2 separate regions of the Homo sapiens genome follow, and region 2 is linked to region 1. A link is a contact called in ENCODE Hi-C data. All regions are on one chromosome and are shown on one strand. Each heading gives the region's core, a stretch centred on a gene start or an enhancer-like site at or near the end of the contact. The rest is flanking DNA. Distances are from core to core; before and after follow the strand shown. Region 1 overlaps ABCA6 (ATP binding cassette subfamily A member 6). Region 2 overlaps LINC00673 (long intergenic non-protein coding RNA 673).

What was found. Hi-C counts contacts between places; a loop is a spot of excess contacts on that map. Pooled maps may share reads with other maps.
Region 2: a pooled map shows a loop between it and region 1 (23-fold over the local background). The contact joins two enhancer-like sites. A Hi-C loop is called at or near these places in 7 of 37 single-sample maps with no recorded cell type and 5 of 50 pooled maps.

Annotation. Positions count from the first base shown.
Region 1 is chr17:69,112,737-69,119,315 of GRCh38, reverse strand. ABCA6 (ATP binding cassette subfamily A member 6) reads left to right here. Exons shown (of 39, transcript NM_080284.3): 11 at 1,360-1,418; 12 at 3,830-3,940; 13 at 4,379-4,554; 14 at 5,579-5,698; 15 at 5,956-6,094. Among named protein-coding and RNA genes, the nearest start is that of MIR4524A, 16 kb to the right of the region's middle. RefSeq lists an enhancer at 1,064-1,253. Within about 2 kb of position 3,320, at least 6 of the 41 ENCODE cell types and tissues checked have a DNase peak (open chromatin) inside an H3K27ac peak, as active enhancers do.
Region 2 is chr17:72,417,244-72,423,822 of GRCh38, reverse strand. It overlaps LINC00673 (long intergenic non-protein coding RNA 673), which reads left to right. Exons shown (of 4, transcript NR_152516.1): 3 at 2,757-3,123. Among named protein-coding and RNA genes, the nearest start is that of LINC02003, 78 kb to the right of the region's middle. RefSeq lists enhancers at 634-943, 1,024-1,433, 2,047-2,176, 2,227-2,286, 1,677-2,876. Within about 2 kb of position 2,487, at least 15 of the 41 ENCODE cell types and tissues checked have a DNase peak (open chromatin) inside an H3K27ac peak, as active enhancers do.

The sequences.
Region 1 (6,579 bases), core at 2,071-4,570:
GAAGAGAGTAGTTGAATGTCCATGCTGCCAAATAAGATCCTGCGTGATGGGGAAATGGGTTTAGGTGACAATGCAGTGAAGTCTGTTCTGCATATGCAGTTTTAGAGCAGTTAATTCTCAAACCTGGCTTCACATTAGACTCATTTGGAAGAACATTTAAAATATCCCAATCCTCAGCCTTCACTGCCAAGAAAAACTCATCACCCCAGATCAATTAATGTGAATCTTTTTTCTGTGAACTCTGCAGAGAAGTAATTAATGTGAATATAATATGAATCTCAGATGTTGTTTGCAGGCATCAGTTCCCTTTGGAATTCTAATGTGTATTCACAATTAACAACCACTGATTAAGAGCTGTGTGTCTGTGTGTGTGTGTGTGTGAGAGAGACAGAGAGAGAGACTATCTATGCAGCAAACCATTAGATGTGTGAATCTAAAGATCAATGAAAAGGGTGGGGTCAGCATTAGGTTGATGCTAAAACAAAAAATCCAACGAGAAAACTTCTGGAGAGAGTCTCAAATGAGAAGATCCATCATATACATGGAGAACCCTGTGGAATATCAAGCTGATGTGTCTGATGAAGGAAGAGGACTTTATTAGGAAACAGAGAAGGAACATTTAGAAAAATAAGAAGCAAAGCAATTAAGTCACCATTAACAAAGAGAAAGTCATCAACAGTGACTCATAATCCACTGTAAGAATGGAAAAGTATTTGTTGTATTTTATAATTAGGAGGTCACTAATGATTTCATTATGAAGTGGTTCACTGGAGTGGTGAGTTCAGAAATCAGAGTGCAATTGAAGAGGAATTAAAGGTCAGGAAGTGAAAATGGCAAGTTTACAATGGCAAGTTTATTTTGAGAATTTTGTACAATACAGGGAGGAGAGAAATTAAATTGTGTCCAAAGTAGAGGTGAGTTCAAAGAGGAACTATTAGAGAGAACACTATAAAAGATGCAGGTGACAGAGTGTCTGACTCATAAACTAATAAGCAAGACTTGGAGACGATGCAGGATGCCAGTTCAAGACCCTAGGTAAATGAGCTGATCTTGAACAGGGGGAAGAACCAACTGTTCTAAAGCTAGAGGAAGAAAGTGAGGATAATTACACAGCATTCTACTTTTCTAGGCAAAATACTAGTAGTTTAATTGTAACTTGAGAGAGACTCCTCTATTTTCTACCTCAGGGGAAATAAGTAATCAAAAATAGGGTTTTTTCTTTCTGAATAGACTGTTTATGCCATCCCTTATTTCACATAAAGTGGTTGGCTGCAGTTATCACTATGACTAGGGCTATAAATGGCCCGTGCTATTTTCACTTCTGTGTTGGCTAAGTAAGCACCCTTTTTGTTATTTCAGAATCAGAAATGTTAAGAAGGAATATAAAGGAAAATCTGGAAAAGTGGAAGCATTGAAAGGTAAAGAAAAACATTGAAAAATTTCATTCTTTCACTTCTTTCTTTATTATAAAAAAGGGAAACATTCAATGTGAAAAAATTTGAAATATGTAGATAAGCAAAAGAAAAAAGAATATAAATAACGCTATCACTTGGACATTAATCATGATTAAGAATATGCTGTAAAATTCTTCCAGATATTTCATGAATCTATTAATTTATAACAGTGGTATCATACAATGAAAGATGTAATTTCTCTTTGTTTTTAAAGATTAATCTGCTATGAACAATATTTTATATATTGTCACTGTGAGGAAAGAACATCTAGACTGAAATCTGATAAAGGTTTTATACTAGCCGGTGAATTTACATAGTTTATATGTACTGGTGAGGTTAACTAAAGCAAGATGAGTAAAACCATTGACTATGAATTAAATTTCACAAGTCAATATCCTATAACAAACCTAAGTTATAATTTGAAATGAAAAAACACATTTTGATACAAAATATTCTAACATACAGTTTTCTATAACAGACATTTAAGCAAACATCAAAGTGAGTAGCTAGATTTCATGGAGGACTATTTACTTTTATTAAAAATAATTTTTAGGAGGGATAAAAATGATTTTTATAAAAGACAGAAGCCTTAAAAGCTGAAAAAGAAGAGCCATGAACCTTCCAGAAGTGTAGAGTTCTCCGACCATTGTGTTTATATTGCGTGTATTTTCTAATAAATACAGCATCCTCTAATTCAGTCTTATTCATTGCTTTTAGATTAGGTCTTTGAGAATTTAATGTATTTGTATGAGCAATTTTATTCTCTCTCTAGGTTTCTCTCATCAAATACCATCTAGAGCTGTGATTTCTTTCTTTAATGTTAGCTCAGGAGATACTGAAATAATTTTAAATTGATTACTTAAAGTTTTGGAGCACATTTTGAACTACCTTTGTACTCATCAAGTCATGAACTTCTTTTTGTCTAAACAAAAAACTTCTTTAAGAATTTTGTTCATTTTAAAAATAGCAGCACCTTAAAAAATTAAAAGCATTGGACATCAACACATTAAAAATATGATTATGAATTCAAACCAAGTATAGCTGCTCTTTGGGAAATCAGGGAAGAAGTTGCAATCCCTTAGCCTCCTCTTCCTTCCTCATGGAGTTAGTTTCTGGAGCACATCTGCAACACCTTTGGGACACACTTTTGAAATCTTTTATCTATGGCCTACTTTTCAGAAGCTAAGTACCATTCCATTATATGGATACCACGACTAACTTATTAACACACCAATGTATGAGATTCAATTTGTTTCCAATTTTTAGTGTAATAAAAAATACTAGAATGAACAGCCTTGTTCAATCTTTGTAAATGTCATAAATTGTTTCTTGAATATAAATTTCTAGAAGCAGAATTATTCAAAGGAAGCATACTTTCAAGATTCTTGATTCATATTTCAAATTATTTCCCTCTAAAATCATAAAAAGTCATACTCCCACAAGCAATACATAATGAATAATAATGACAACGACAACAATAGCAATAAACACTTAGATTTCATTGAGGATTTGGTGTGTGCGGGAAACTATGCTAAGTGATTTACATGTACCATTTTACATTTAGGCCTGTGAAAGACATGTTAATATATCTCTCACTTTGCAGATGACGAAACTGAGGCTTCTATTTAATTTTTCCAGTTACTGTGGGTCAGTCCCAACAGCCAGTATCACTTCCCTCTTACCCTGGAAAACACCGTATACTTTGCATTTAAAAATTACAGGCCAGGCATGGTGGCTCACATCTGTAAATCCCGAAGTGGGTGTATTGCTTAAACTCAGGAGTTTGAAACCAGCCTGGGCAACATGGCAAAACCCTGTCTCTACTAAAAATACAAAAATTAGCCAAGTGTGGTGGCGTGGGCCAATAGTCTCAGCTACAGGGAGCTGACGTGGGAGAATTGCTTAAGCGTGGGAGATTGAGGCTGCAGTGAGCTGTGATTGCTCCACTGCACTCCAGTCTAGGTGGCAGAATGAGATCCTGTAACAAAAAAAAAAAATTACAAACATAAAATTTGTTAATGTATTTGTTTAGTTGTCCCAATATTATTTATTAAATAAACCATCTTTCTAATACATTTGAAAGGTCATTTTATTAATCTTTATTTTTATATTTTCTTTGGTCCATATTAGACTTCTGTTCTGTTCCATTGGTCACTATATCCTGCACCAGTAACATATTATTTTAATTATTATAGTTCTGTCACATATTATTTTGGCAATTAGGAAAATATTGATCATTGTGTATTTTAAAGTATTGAAATGCTGAGAAATATGCCACTAAACTAAATAGCCTTGTTCTATGTTGGGACCAGGCCTGTCTAATGCCTTTCTGTTTATACTGTTAATAATTTGTTAACAATTTGTTCTAAAAATAGGCTTGCTCTTTGACATATATGAAGGTCAAATCACGGCAATCCTGGGTCACAGTGGAGCTGGCAAATCTTCACTGCTAAATATTCTTAATGGATTGTCTGTTCCAACAGAAGGTGAGTAAAAAGAAATTTCTCAAAGGCAAGATGTCTTATAATAGAATGAGGTCAAGCATATGCCTCTCATTTTAAATTTTAAATTTGATGGCTTAAGAGAAATAATGTTTATCTAAAGTTGTTTCCAAGAGCTACATAATTTTGAATATACTTCATATTTCTGCAATTTTATAAAAATTATTATCTTTATTCCATTGTGTGATATTTCAGGGTAGATGTGCAGTTCTATAAGCATATGTTTGTAACAAGAATAATTAGTAGTTCACAAATTGTGTTCACATATATGCAGTTCTATAAGCATATATTTATGTCAAGAATAGTAGTTCACAAATCATTTTAGACATTTGTGAACATATGCCAATATTTTCTTAAATGAGATCTATGAATATTAATAGAATGTATTATCTTGCCAATTTTATTTTTAACTTCTATTCTTAGGATCAGTTACCATCTATAATAAAAATCTCTCTGAAATGCAAGACTTGGAGGAAATCAGAAAGATAACTGGCGTCTGTCCTCAATTCAATGTTCAATTTGACATACTCACCGTGAAGGAAAACCTCAGCCTGTTTGCTAAAATAAAAGGGATTCATCTAAAGGAAGTGGAACAAGAGGTAGGAGGGCATGCTTGGATTAACTGACCTGCCAACCACTTACCAAATTAAATCATGACCACAGAATTCTCTTCAATGATTTATTTGCCCTGTTATGAATAAAATTTAGGCAAAGAGGTCCCATAACAAATATCGACTGCTTTAATGAGTGGTTAAAATTGCATAATATGAATCATTTTGGATTTTATTTTTATTTTTTATTATACTTTAAGTTAGGGTACATGTGCACAACGTGCAGGTTAGTTACATATGTATACATGTGCCATGTTGGTGTGCTGCACCCAGTAACTCGTCATTTAACATTAGGTATATCTCCTAATGCTATCCCTCTCCCCTCCCCCCACCCCACAACAGGCCCCCATGTGTGATGTTCCCCTTCCTGTGTCCATGTGTTCTCATTGTTCAATTCCCACCTATGAGTGAGAACATGCGGTGTTTGGTTTTTTGTCCTTGCGATAGTTTGCTGAGAATGATGGTTTCCAGCTTCATCCATGTCCCTACAAAGGACATGAACTCATCATTTTTTATGGGCTGCATAGTATTCCATGGTATATATGTGCCACATTTTCTTAATCCAGTCTATCATTGTTGGACATTTGGGTTGTTTTCAAGTGTTGCTATTGTGAATAGTGCCACAATAAACATACGTGTGCATGTGTCTTTATAGCAGCATGATTTATAATCCTTTGGGTATATACCCAGTAATGGGATGGCTGGGTCAAATGGTATTTCTAGTTCTAGATCCCTGAGGAGTTGCCACACTGACTTGCACAATGGTTGAACTAGTTTACAGTCCCACCAACAGTGTAAAAATGTTCCTATTTCTCCACATCCTCTCCAGCACCTGTTGTTTCCTGACTTTTTAATGATCGCCATACTAACTGGTGTGAGGTGATATCTCATTGTGGTTTTGATTTGCATTTCTCTGATGGCCAGTGATGATGAGCATTTTTTCATGTGTCTTTTGGCTGCATAAATGTCTTCTTCATTTTGGATTTTAAAAGTTGCGTATTTTCTCATATAGGTACAACGAATATTATTGGAATTGGACATGCAAAACATTCAAGATAACCTTGCTAAACATTTAAGTGAAGGACAGAAAAGAAAGCTGACTTTTGGGATTACCATTTTAGGAGATCCTCAAGTAAGTGAGATTATGCATGGGGAAGGAAGCAGGTCGAATGTCTGCAAAATGTCAAGTTCTTTTACCACTAAAAGTGGTAGAGCTTTCATTGTAATGCATCAAGAGAGAACCTGCTATGTTTAACTATAAATAGAAGTATATTGGAGAAAAATGGCTGGATGGTTATTATTTTATGGTATTTATTGTTTTTCATGCTATCTTCTGGATACAGTTAATGTGAAAGAGAGACATATTTTATATATCTTCATTCTCTGTAGATTTTGCTTTTAGATGAACCAACTACTGGATTGGATCCCTTTTCCAGAGATCAAGTGTGGAGCCTCCTGAGAGAGCGTAGAGCAGATCATGTGATCCTTTTCAGTACCCAGTCCATGGATGAGGCTGACATCCTGGCTGGTAATTGTTGGTTTTATCTCAGTGTTACCATGATGCAATTGGGGAATTTAGAAGCGAGGTCTATTCCCAGGGTAAGAGCCCTGCTCTCATTATGGTGATGTTCCTACATTCTATAGCAGTCAGGAGGACGACAGGAGTCTAGTTCCACTGTGGAATTCCTTTCTGGTTGTACATTTGCTAGGTAGTGACAACTAATGAAAAATTCTGATTACCTTTTTTTTTTAGATCAGCTGTCAATTAATTTAAACATTCAAATCTTTTTTTATATATATTTAATTGAAAAATAGACACTTATTCTTTAGCATCAGAGTATACAGTATACCATGTAATTTATGTGTTTTTTTTTTCAGAAAGTATTGGAAGGTGCAGATAGACTGGTGTTCATGAGCTTATTTTATTTTAAATTTAATTTATTTGTATAAATTTAATGAGTACAAGTACCGTTTTGTTACATGGATATATTATGTAGTGGTGAAGTCCAGGCT
Region 2 (6,579 bases), core at 1,238-3,737, 3.3 Mb before region 1:
GGACCTTGCTGTTCATGCACACGGTGGAGAGCTAGCTGGGGGCCACGCCAGAACCCCCTTCTACCTGATAAAGCCTTAGAATTGTGGACATATTGCAGTCTGCTGGAAGCGCTTAGAGCAGGAAAGGGCAATGGGAGTGGTGGGGTCTTTACCTGTGTGTTTCTCCCAAGGTTGAGTGTGTTTCTGAGTGATCCCGCCAGGCTCCTGGGCAACATGGACACTTTCCTCCCCAATGCCTTGCATTCTTCCGCTCCCAGACCAATGGCCCAGGGAGATGGAGCAAGATGGTAGCCTCATGGCCAGGTCCCTGGAGCCAAAGTTTTAAACAGTGATATTACAATGTTACTGCCTTGTGTGGATTTCACATACTTCCTTTTAAAGAACTGTCACATTCCCTACCATATAGCTCCAAGAGCTTCTGTGGTGAGATCATTAGGAGGAAGGACTGTTTTTAAAGGTGAAAACTCTGACGCTCCAGGAGGACACGCTGTCTCCCCAGGTCCATCCATCGTGTGTGTGTGTGTGTGTGTGGCGGGTAGGGGAGAGGTGCTGCGGCTCGAATGTTGGTTTCTGCCATAACCATAATTGAGAGTGAAAAACCCGGGCCCTGGGAGAAAGAAGCCAGTCCTGGTTCTGAGTGTCAGCGGCAGTGCAGATGAGCTCACCCGGGGACCAGAGCCATTTAGAGGATTTGCAGATGGAACTTCCCCTCGGGGTCCAACTGTGAGTCACTGTGGTTCCTGTCCCTGCAGCGGGCTCCATCTCCAGGCCTCCCACTTCACCCTGGGACATTATGGTCGCTGGTCAGACCTCATGACTCACTTGGACTCTTGAGCCACCTCTGGGGGTGGAGTCTCTCTCCTGGCATCTGGACCCTTGGTGCTATCGACGAAGCTTGGCTGGCGCTCTTAGCTGCTATGTGCAAGACGTGTGTCCCAGGGAAAGCCCCTCTCTCTCTGCAGAGGTCAAGTGAAAGCCACGGCCGCAGCCAACAGAGTTCAAAATGCAGGCTTGGAAAGTCCAGGGGGCTCTGTGGAGGTGAGACAGCCACAGGCTGAGCTTTCTGAGCCCTTGGGGTGAGTTTGGCTGTGATACCTGAGAGATGGGGGAACTAACAAGCGCCGGGTTGCAGTGTCGTCCCATGCAGAGGAGCGAGCAGAGTTCACCCAAAAGGCCAACGGCTGGCAGGGTGTCACGTTTCCCACCACACCCGGGGCTCAGCCTCTGCTGTCATTTCTCCTCCTTGGTTTTCATCTTCTAAGGGAAGAAATAGTGTCATCTTTTCTCAACCTGTCAGTCTCACACCTGCCTGGAGCCCCTGGCAGTGAGACACCCAGTGCTGTTTAATCTGATGTCATCTCTGTTGATTGTCTGTTTTAGAAACCAGGTAGCAAGAGGGACTTTCTGAGGATTAAAAAAAAAAAAGTAAATCCCCAAACTATTTCGGGGAGGTTTTTTTTTTTTTAACCTCCTGTTTTTTAGTTTCATTATTTCTTTTTCTCTTACATACACTCTTTTTTAATTAAGAAAAATTAATTTTTTAAATTAAAAAAGACCAAATGCACCCCTTGGGTTGAGGAGTTATGAGAGCAATGTTTAGGGTAAAGGTCAAAGGTGAGATGGATGTCACTGGGTCTTGGGCATGGGTACCCACCTGCTGGCAAACATAAGAGAGGCCATACGAGAGTGGGGAAAGAAGGGTTACTGAAAAATGCATATGAGCTTGTTTTCTCTAATGATGTTTATTTGTTGTCTATCAGGAGATTAGTCCTGAGAGACTGACACCAGAGCCACCTGACGAATGTGGGTGCTCAGAGCCTTGGACTCGATGACCTACCTCTCCTGCCTCCCACCTGACTCCTGAAGTAGGGGAGTGTATTAACAGTCACAGGCCTCAGTTTACCTGCTTTCAGCCTCTGCCCTTCCCGAGAGGGTTGAAGCTGACTTGCTGCATCGCAGTTTTGTCCTTTAGTTCATCAGCTCTGGAACTTTCCACTTCTGGTGTTTTTGGTTTCCAAACAGAGGATTGAGGACGTATGAGAGCAATGTTTAGAGTAAGGTCAAAGATGAGGTGGATCTAACTGGGCCTTGGGCATGGGCGCCTACCTGTCAGACTCTGTCCTTCTCAGACAGCTGCCCAGGCAGGAGCTGCCTCTTGGGACAGTGAGTGGGCCATCTCCATTGAGAGAGTAGGGGGACAAAGGGAAAAGGCAGGGACTGGGTCACTCCTGGGGATGCTGTTTGACATAGACCATGAGGGTCAGCCCCACTGGGCCTGGCTGACCTGGTAGATGGGTAGGTCTAGGGTATGAACATGGATATTAGTTGGCCAGGGTGTGAGAACTTGTGTGAAAGGGTCGGCCCCTGGGTGACTCAGTCTCCTAGCAAACTATAAAAGGGAAGTGACTCATTTCCAGCCCTGAACAAGAACTCCTAAGGCTAGGCCGCCAGCACCTGTCTGGGACGTGGTTAGTTATTAACGCTGCCAGTAAGAGTGTCATGGGAACCAAACGCAGGCCTAGATGCCTGGAGGCAACTTGGCTTTTCACAGCTTGCAACTGTCCACTCACCTTCCCTTGCTGTGGCTCCTCTCTGCCTGACCCCAAATGCAGAGGAGCCCCTTGAACTCTTAGTTGCTGGTGGCTCCCCAGGTGCCTCTTGAGGGTGCAAATTCCACAGGGGTTGGGGAAGGGGGAAAAAGAAATGGGTTGGTCAGGGGAAATCACAACTTTTTTTTCTTTTTTTGTCCTGTTTAGAAGATCAGGTTCAAGTTGCCAGCCAGACTCTGGGCTTCCAGGAGGAGTGGGCTGTGGATGGCCTGGCCTCATTTGCATGTCCCTCTCCTCCCGGCCCTGCAGGTGCCACCTCCTGAGTCCTGGTTCCTGCGGCTCCGTCGAATCTGCAGTGAAGGCCTTTGGGAAGCGTGGGTTATGTGGGTCCAGGGGTCCCATCCTCCCGTGGAGGCCCTTGACCTGAGGATCACTAACTCACACCCCACCGACTTCCGGCCCCCAACAAGGGCAGTGTTCCTCTTGCTCCATTCTGCTCTGAAGTCCCCCAAACCGCTTCCTGGGGCTGCTTAGTGAAATACAAGGCTCATCTCTGAGGACCTCTACAGGGCTGGTGAGTTGAGCCAGGAGTTCAAATCTGCTCTGCCTTCTCCTTTCTTTCTCCACGTCTGGAAAAGTACAGAATGGGCAGCTTCTCCTCTCAGATCCCAAAAGGCATGTTTTACTGCTCCTGGGGGAGGCTCAGCCTGGGCACAAGCTATGTCTACTCCTGCCAGGGCCCTGCCCCTCCACTTCCAAACTGTCAAGCAGGAGGAGGGAGGATGATTGAACAGAAAGACACAGGAGTTTTAGTGAGTCAGGCTCCCCAGTGTCCAAAAAGGGACCCAGGGCCCAGGGGGAAGAGACATCCCTGGTATTTGTTGCCACCTTTGTAAAACCCTCAAGTGCTGGCAGGCAGCACAGAGGGAGTGGCGATGCCACTTGCCTGCCTAGTCTATGGGAGGAATTGGGACATGTGCTCCCTGGGTGGCCCTGAGCAAGCCATCGAACTGCTCCCCCAGAGTTTTCCCCATCTGTAAAGTGGGAATAATAACAACACCTGTCCTGCTTACTTGACAGGGTTTATGTGAGGCCGGCTGAGATCACTGAGCATGTGACAGGGCTTTGGGAGTGGTTAAGGGCCACCCAGATCGGGGTTGAGGCACCGGGGTGCTTATGGTGATTAGCAGCAGAGCAAGGCCTGAGGTCTGTGCTCCCCAGGGAGGGTGGCTTTACAGGCACCCACCTGCGGCTTAAGAGCTTCTTGGGCCTCCCACGGCTGATAAATCACCACCGGGTGGGTGTGCTTTGTCTGGGCTCCAGCATGAGCAGACAGCCTGCCCTTGGCAGCTGCAGAGAGCAGCTCCTCTGCCTTCTCTCCCTTTCTTAGTGGGTTGGGCAGGCGCAAAAATAGATCCCAGAACCCCATCTCTTAGGTTTTGCCAAGGGACCCTCCAACTGCTCATCTAGACATTCTGGTGGCATGGAGTTCCTTTCTCAGGTCACATAACCATTGGGGGTGCTGATTTAGGTGTCTCCTGGCATAGGATTTGCCCTGGTTTATCACCTGCTGCTTCTGCTGCTGCTTTTTAAAAAAATTGAAGATGGGGTCTCACCATGTTGCCCAGGCTGGTCTTGAACTCCCAAGCTCAAGTGATTCTCCCACCTCAGCCTCCTCAGTAGCTGGGATTACAGGCTCATGCGACCATGCCCTGCTTGTCACCTTGCCATCAAAGAAGAGAGACTTGCAGAAGAGTGTCAGATTCTATCCCATAGTGCAGTATACCAAGGAGGTGGTCTGCAAATGGCCATTGAATATACAAATAGTCTCAGACTTAGCATTTTCTTTCTCATGGTTTATTTTGCTTTGTATAGTTCCATGCATTTGTTGAAAGGAGGAAGATTGAGATTTAAAGGAACATCCCTAGTGGGATAATACCCATCTGCTTAGTGCCTTTTCAGTGCTCAGCACTGTGCTAAGTTATTTGAGTACAGTCTTTGTTCTCATATTTAATAAAATCAGACTCTTTTTGACCACCTCATTCCATCTCCCATTCAGACCCACAACATCCTCCCAGCCTGTCCAGATAGGTGCTTTCTGCTTGGACACTTTAATGATGGAGAATTTTATCTCTCCTGAGGCCACCCATTCTAACATTGGCAACTGCAGTTGTTGGGAAGTTCATCCGTTTAGGGAGTGTCCATCTGCCTTTGGATACTTCCATCTGTAGGTCCTGGGCAATGAACAGGGGATGAGAGTATGGCATTATGGCTGAATTGTGGGATGCAGACTACAGAAAAGTTCTGTGAAGGGATGGGACCTGGAAGAATCAGAGAAGACCTCGTGGAGTTACTGAAACTTAGAGAAAAAAATGGACTGAAATAGAGAGAGAGCAGGGAGGCTGGCTATGGTGGCTCATACCTGTAATCCCAGCACTTTGGGAAGCAGAGGTGGGCGGGTTGCTTGAGCCCAGGAGTTCAAGACCAGCCTGGGCAACATAGGGAGACTCTGTCTCTACAAAAATTAGCCACACAGGTAGCTAATTTTTGTATTTTTTTGTAGAGGATCCTGGTGGGAGGATCACTTGAGCCCAGGAGGCGGAGGTTGCAGTTAGCCAAGATGGCACCATTTTACTCGAGGCAGGCTACAGAGTGAGACCCTGTCTCCAAAGAGAAAGAGAAGATGAAGGCTTTCTGTAATAGTTTGAGTAGTGAACTTCCAAAATTCATGTCCATCTAGAACCTCAGAATCTAACCTTATTTGGAAATAGGGTCTTTGCACATGTAATTAGCTAGGATCTTGAGATGAAATCATCCTGGATTCAGGTCCTAAATCCAATGACACATCCTTAGAAGAGAAGAAGACAGAGAGAAAGGCACTATGAAGATGGAGCAGAGATTGGAGTGGTGCATCCGCAAGCCAAGGAATGCTGAGGATTGCCTGCAGAAACCAGGAGAGAGGCAGGGGGCAGATTCTCCCCTAAAACCACCAGAAGGAATCAACCCTCTCCATACCTTGATTTTGGCCTTCTGGCCTCCGGAACTGTGAGAGAAGAAATTCCTGTTGTTTTAAGCCATCAGTTTGTACTAACTTGAAATGGCAGCCCTAGTAAACTAATACACCACCCAACCTTGAAAGACAGATAAGAGTAAGGAGGCAAAAATAACCATGCTTTGAGGGTTATTTTTGCAGCCCAATTCCCCAACCCCCCACCTCAAGTCTGTATTTCTCCCAGACTTGAGGTGGGGGGTTGGGGAATTGAGCCGCATGGTAAGGAGACTGGACTCTTTCATTTGTTAGCAGGCAGGGTCTGCAGGCCAGATGCCTCATGGTGCCAGGATGAGGTGTGTGTAGAGGAGAGTCTTTTTGCCAGGAACCTTGGAGGTTTTCAGAACCCAGAAGGATGCCAACTCTGGACCTCCTGCTCCGTTTGACTTCCTCTACTAAATTTCCACCAGTTCCTGCATCTTTATTCATAGAAAGGGATCAAACCATCCTTAACACTCATACCACTCTGCAAATAAACATGTAACTTATACAATGACAGAAGGAATTATAAGATGCTTACTATTAGAAAAATGTATAAAAGCAAAGGAAATAGGAACCATATTTAGTTATAGGATGTTAATCTTTTATCATTAAGTAATAGTTCAATATTTTCTTGATTGTTTAGTATTTCATTGTAGGAACATGTGACATGGTTATTTTTTAATAGTTTTTTTATGTTTCCAACATTTTTTTCCCTTTTGCTGTGAAATAAGGCTCTGATGACAATCCTTGCAGCAAACTTTATTTATATCTGTACTAGCTTCCTGAAGCTGATGTAGTAAGTTACCACAAACTTGGTGGTTTAAAGCAACACAGATTTTTCTCTTGTAGCTCTGGAGGTCAGAAGTCTGACTGAGACTTCTGGAGCTAAAACCAAGTCATTGTCATCAGGGCAGGTTTCTTTTGGAGGCTTCAGGGGAGAATTGTTTTTTGCTTCTGATGACTGCTGGCATTCCTTGGCTTGGAGCCACATCACTCCAG